Regions from separate parts of the Mus musculus genome. Here region 2 is linked to region 1. A link is a contact called in ENCODE Hi-C or POLR2A ChIA-PET data. All regions are on one chromosome and are shown on one strand. Each heading gives the region's core, a stretch centred on a gene start or an enhancer-like site at or near the end of the contact. The rest is flanking DNA. Distances are from core to core; before and after follow the strand shown. Region 1 overlaps Cacna1d (calcium channel, voltage-dependent, L type, alpha 1D subunit). Region 2 overlaps Cacna1d (calcium channel, voltage-dependent, L type, alpha 1D subunit).

Region 1 (2,727 bases), core at 94-2,593:
GCCTAGCTTTTCACACGGGTGTTCTGCGGACCTGAAGTCAGCCCTTCATGCTTACACAGCAGTTACTCTGCTTACCCAGTCATCTCCAAAGTTCCAAAGTGTGTGTGTGTGTGTGTGTGTGTGTGCACGTGTGTGTGTGTAACAAAAAATGATGTCCCACAGGCTGAGAGTAGCAGAAGCGAATATACAGAAGGACAGCTCAAGAATTCTAAACTGTCCGGTCTAGAACGGGCTCTTTTGGAGATGGCCTCTATGTACCCCTGTTCTAGTCACTTAAAGTAGCAGAATCAAAATTACTGACCAAATATACTAAAGTGAGGGTAACTCTTCCAATATGGCAGGGAGAAGTGCCTCTCAATTCCAAAATTCCTTGGTCCTGGGCTATCTCAAGTTTGGGGCCTAAGTTAGCGGACACTGCATGGTGTGAGCTGTACATCTGTCCCAGGGCTTGCTTGAGTCTGAATGGTTCTTTACCATCTCAGTTAGTCCTACTAACTTATTCTACCACAGCTGGATACTGACCAGCAGTTAGCAGTTAGCTACTGACAAGCATCTCAAATTCAGAACAGAAGAACACCTTCCGGCCATACCTTGAATCTGTGTCAGCCAGTCTGGCTGATTGTAATGCTCAGAGGAAATAGTTAAAGTGTTGAGAAACACCAGGACAATCACCAGCCAGTAAAACGTGACAGACTTCACGGCAGCCCTGCACCTCCTGCGATTGAACCGGTTCCAGCGACGCCATCGACGGCTGAAAAACAAGCAAACGTTGCTCCCTAGACCATGGGTGAGTATGGCATCTCAGAGGCCGACCAACTTTACTGAGTAATAAAGGCTGACTCTATAGCGTAGGCAGGAAAGACAGGACCCAGCAGCACAGAAGTGAAGAAGAGGCCCCATGATGTAAACTGCTGGTCTGAACATATAGCTCTAAAAAGTATAATTGTGAAGGAATCGTGCTCTCACTTCCCCTCCGCTGGCTATAAATAACTGCAGGGTCTGACATATGCAGCCTGCAAGTGGGTTAGAGAACCCAGACATCCACAGACTCACGAGCAGATTCAAGGCTGCACCGGTACACACACGAAGCTCTTGTAGGCACCGTGTAGCTTGTGATCTGTGGAGGTCGGTGGGGCAGGACCACTCAGCTTAGTATATGTGTCTTGTGTAGCAGCTTAGTCGTTACAGAGAAACGATTTGACAGAGAAAAACAGTCCGTGGCCATAGCTTTCTGTTTAGGGAAGCCTTTAATCCTTTCTCAGGTCTCTGCCGTTCCTCTGGCGCCTCGTAGGTGTCAAAGCTGAGTGGGACATGTGTCTTCGTGCTGAGTCACCAGGTGCCCTTCCTAACTAGCAATGCTCAAAATATACCTTTAGGAGAACATCCAATATTGAGTCGTGTTTTCATAAAAATAAAATGAGCAGAACCAAACAGACATGTGACATGTCCCCGCCCACCTTCCCGTCTCTGTTTGTAATTAGAGGAAGACATTTTCTCCCTCTGCCTGTCTCCTTGTGGAAAACATTCTCCATCTCCTTGCCACAAGAGGACAGTTACGGACCACAGACCTAGAATCCAGGAACGAACCAGCCAGGCTGCAAAGTCCCTTTTCTCCTGGCCTTGCTTGCCTCAGTGTCTGGGAGGAGGGCACTTCCTCTAGGTATGACTTAGGAGGAAAATCTAAGCTGCCTCAATGTAGCCCCAGCTGGCTACATTGTAGCCCCGGCTGACTTGGCTGTGTTGCTATGTCAAACACATAGAACCCAGGAAGGCTGCAAAGGACAGGCTTTGAGTAGATCTGGATCCAGCAAGTTGTGCCTTGTTTTTATTCTGCTCTGCAGTTTTCAATGGGACAAATGGCACAGATAACTCTACTGAGGACTCTTAATAGCTCACAGCTGAGTTTCCTGGGATACATGATCCCATACACATAAGTAAGGTGGTCCCAAAATGCTATGCTTGGTGGGTCTACCTTGTACAGCAGTGATAAGCTACATGTGACTTCAACATCGAAGACCTCAGTGCTGTATCCCCTGGAAATGTGTAACACCACCAGCCTGACTCTCCTGGGCTCGATTATGTGTGGGTGGTATGAAAGTCTGCACTCCTGAACACTGGCTATGTAGGTGTCTGGTGCCGGTAACTGGAGATGCATATGGTACAGTTCCAGGGTTGGTGGCCTTGACAGGCATGAAGGGTGGTGGACAAATGACAACTGCAAAATTTACACCAAGTCTAGTCCCAGCTTTAAGAGAAGGGCTGGACCTCAATGATTAAGAGATTTCCTGAGGCAATTGAAAGTCTTCACGGAGGACACTCCAGGCCAAAGACCCTGGAGACGAAGGCACCAAGGCAAGACACCTATGAGGACAGGTCAGTCCAGAATGGCTACAGAGCAGGGGAGGAGTCCAGAGGAATGTTAAAGGCTGAGGCAGGGGATGAGAGGCAGATGCTAAACTAGGAAACAGGGCTGTGGTCTTTTGTAACAGAGACCCACAAAACAACTCTGTACTGGCTAGTTTTGTGTCAACTTGACACAGCTGGAGTTATCACAGAGAAAGGAGCTTCAGTTGAGGAAATGCCTCCATGAGATCCAACTGTAAGGCATTTTCTCAATTAGTGATCAAGGGCGAAAGGCCCCTTGTGGGTGGGACCATCTCTGGGCTGGTAGTCTTGGTTCTATGAGAGAGCAGGCTGAGCAAGCCAGGGGAAGCAAGCCAGTAAAGA
Region 2 (2,700 bases), core at 179-2,678, 190 kb after region 1:
AGGCAATCTAAGCCCCCCCAAATAACTTAATCATGTTTCTCTCATCCGAAATCATTTGTTTCAATACTCCTCATGTGCTAAATAACCTGGCTCCTGCAGACACTACATTCTCCTTTGTGTATTTTTAAAACTTTTTTTTTTGCTATAATTAACGCATCCCTGAGAATGTCAAGGTTCTCTTAGGCATCAACTGACGTCACTTTTTAAAAGTCAGATCTTGACTGTCTCTGTGATCTCAGCCTTATCCTCGCAGCCACACCCACCCAGAACATACCCAGTACTCTTTGGGTTATATCTGTTAAACACATGGTCACATGTGGATCCTAAAGGAGAAAAGATATGTAAACAAAGACTCTGACCATGCAGTGTGGTTACTGCGCACTGGAAGTATCTCCCTGCATTTACTGTCCCCCACCCAAGTAGCCTCAAGAGCACAGTGACGCCCGTGCACCACAGTGACGCCCGTGCACCACAGCTCAAGCACACCACACGTGAAGCCACAGCTCACGGCCACAGCTTGGCACTGGCAGAGGACAGCCAAGTTGTCACACTGAAGAATGACTTCTAACGAATGCATTTTCACTACCATTCCACCATAAAGCCAAAAGAAAACATAACTCAGACCACCATGAGTCAGGGATCACCTGTGGGAAGCCAGGGACTGTGTGGGCTACGTCAGAGACTCTAAGTCAGAGAAGGCTTTGGGGGGCTGGACTTAAAGTGGAAATCTTCAAGAATGGGAGGACAGGATTGGCAAAGAGTAACACAGGAGGTGCTCTTCATGCTGAGGGAATAGTTTCTATTAATGGTCCCGGTCCAAAGACCCTGTTAATGTAATGTCCGCCAGAAAAACAGAGGCAGCACTAAGGTGTGAGAATCTGAGAATCGCTCACCAACCCACAGCACCGTCTCTACCTACCATCCCCAGACAGCAGGAGAGAGGCACAGCCTGCCAATCACGGACCTCCAGATGCTCCGCACAGTGTGGCAGGCAGGTCCTCGCTTACAGGTGCCAGGCTTCGCCCACGATGCAGCCAACCTTCTTGGATTCTTGGAAGGAAAATTAGGGAAGCGATCCTTCTGACTCACACGGTGCCCACCCTCAGGATACAGCGTGCAATCAGCACTGGGGGCAGGGGTAGGATGTGCATCCAAATGTGTCATTCTGAAGATGGGCACCGAAGTCACACATGCCCCAAACCCTCCTGCAGGCATCCTGTGGTCCCGGAAGGTTTCTGGAGCAGCACTGCAGGCACTAGCCTGCTGCTCTTGACTCTTACACCCCCCATTATCAAAGCACAGCCACTACTATCTCAACCAAACTGACCGGCTCCGTTCTCCTACCTCCAGTCTATATGCAACCTCTCCTGATTTCAACTGAATTTACAATCTGTATTTCAACCAGAAATCACAGTCACAGTGGCAACCTACTTACTATGCCTCCAACATAAATAAAAAGTATTTTATTTCTCGGGAGCAACTGCCAGCTTGATGCAAAATAATTCTAGCTAGCTTATGACTAAGCTTTTATTCAAGAGAAATACCGAAACCAAAAAGGGATATAGAGGGAATGGGTGAGAACCGAATACTTGTGTGTAACAAAGGCATGTAAGTGAATAGGCCATAAATTACAAATGGGTGACAACGGAAGAATTCATTGTCAGTGTTACAAGCAACTGTAAAAAATACATAAACATAATTTTAACGTAAGTGATGGTATGAGTTGCTCAACCCACTGAGGATATTTTTCAGCATAGTTGGTGTATTATTCATACACAATAAATATGCTGTTTTGTAGATGTTGCACAAGTCGATAAGCAGAGACTCTTATGTAACCAGTAGAATAGTCCTACTTCTTTCACAGTAGCTATGCTCAAATATAAGAAAATTTGGGTTCTACGGCTGGCCATAAGTAGAATCTGACTACTCATCACTTTGATTCAAATCCTGATGCTAAAATCAAAGACTTAATAAGATTTGGTAGGAACATGCATACCAAAACCCATAATAAATTAGTTTTAAAAAAACCAAACTGATCAACATGTAGAAAGGGTATTAAGAACAAGTGTTTATCCAGGGAACACAAAATTGGCTTAACATCTAAAATTCAATGGATCCAAAGAAAAAACTTTATAATTATCTCAATATATGCATAAAGGTATCGAATAAAATTCAACATCCTTTCATAACAAAACTTTCATCAAAGTAAAACAGAACACTTTCCCAACCAGACCTAGACACCTATACACAATCCACCACTCACTGTGCTCCGTGAGCAGGGAACACTTCCCCTCTCTGCTCAGGAAGGCAAGAGAGCCACACTCCTGTCATTCCATCTCAACACTATGGTGGAGGGTCTGGCCAATGCTGTGAAGCAAGAAAATACACACACACATGTGCATGCACATATACACATGTACATATACATATACACACATGCACACACAAGCACACATACTGCATAAACACATAAACATACACATATACACATATGCACATACATATACCCATACACAGACATATACATACACACACACACACACACACACACATATATATATATATATATATATATATATATATATACACAAGTACACATGCAAGCAAGTGTACACACAGACATGAAAAAAGGATGTAAAACTGTTTTATTATTCACACCATGATGGTGTTTAAAGAAAATCTTTTTAAAATCTTCAAATA

What was found. A loop is a pair of places that touch in the nucleus more often than their neighbours do. ChIA-PET counts read pairs that join two places held with the same protein, here RNA polymerase II (POLR2A).
Region 2: a loop to region 1 is called in a map of left cerebral cortex, with 9 times the contacts of the local background. The contact joins two enhancer-like sites. A Hi-C loop is called at or near these places in 1 of 37 maps with a recorded cell type or tissue (left cerebral cortex). POLR2A ChIA-PET finds 5 or more read pairs at or near these places in 1 of 5 experiments (embryonic stem cell).

The regions. Positions count from the first base shown.
Region 1 is chr14:30,124,192-30,126,918 of GRCm38, forward strand. Cacna1d (calcium channel, voltage-dependent, L type, alpha 1D subunit) reads right to left here. Exons shown (of 47, transcript NM_001083616.2): 12 at 591-751. Among named protein-coding and RNA genes, the nearest start is that of Gm52106, 53 kb to the left of the region's middle. Within about 2 kb of position 1,344, at least 1 of the 3 ENCODE cell types and tissues checked has a DNase peak (open chromatin) inside an H3K27ac peak, as active enhancers do; it is left cerebral cortex, where a contact is called at or near this core.
Region 2 is chr14:30,317,444-30,320,143 of GRCm38, forward strand. All of the region lies in intron 3 of Cacna1d (calcium channel, voltage-dependent, L type, alpha 1D subunit), which reads right to left. Among named protein-coding and RNA genes, the nearest start is that of Cacna1d, 35 kb to the right of the region's middle. Within about 2 kb of position 1,429, at least 1 of the 3 ENCODE cell types and tissues checked has a DNase peak (open chromatin) inside an H3K27ac peak, as active enhancers do; it is left cerebral cortex, where a contact is called at or near this core.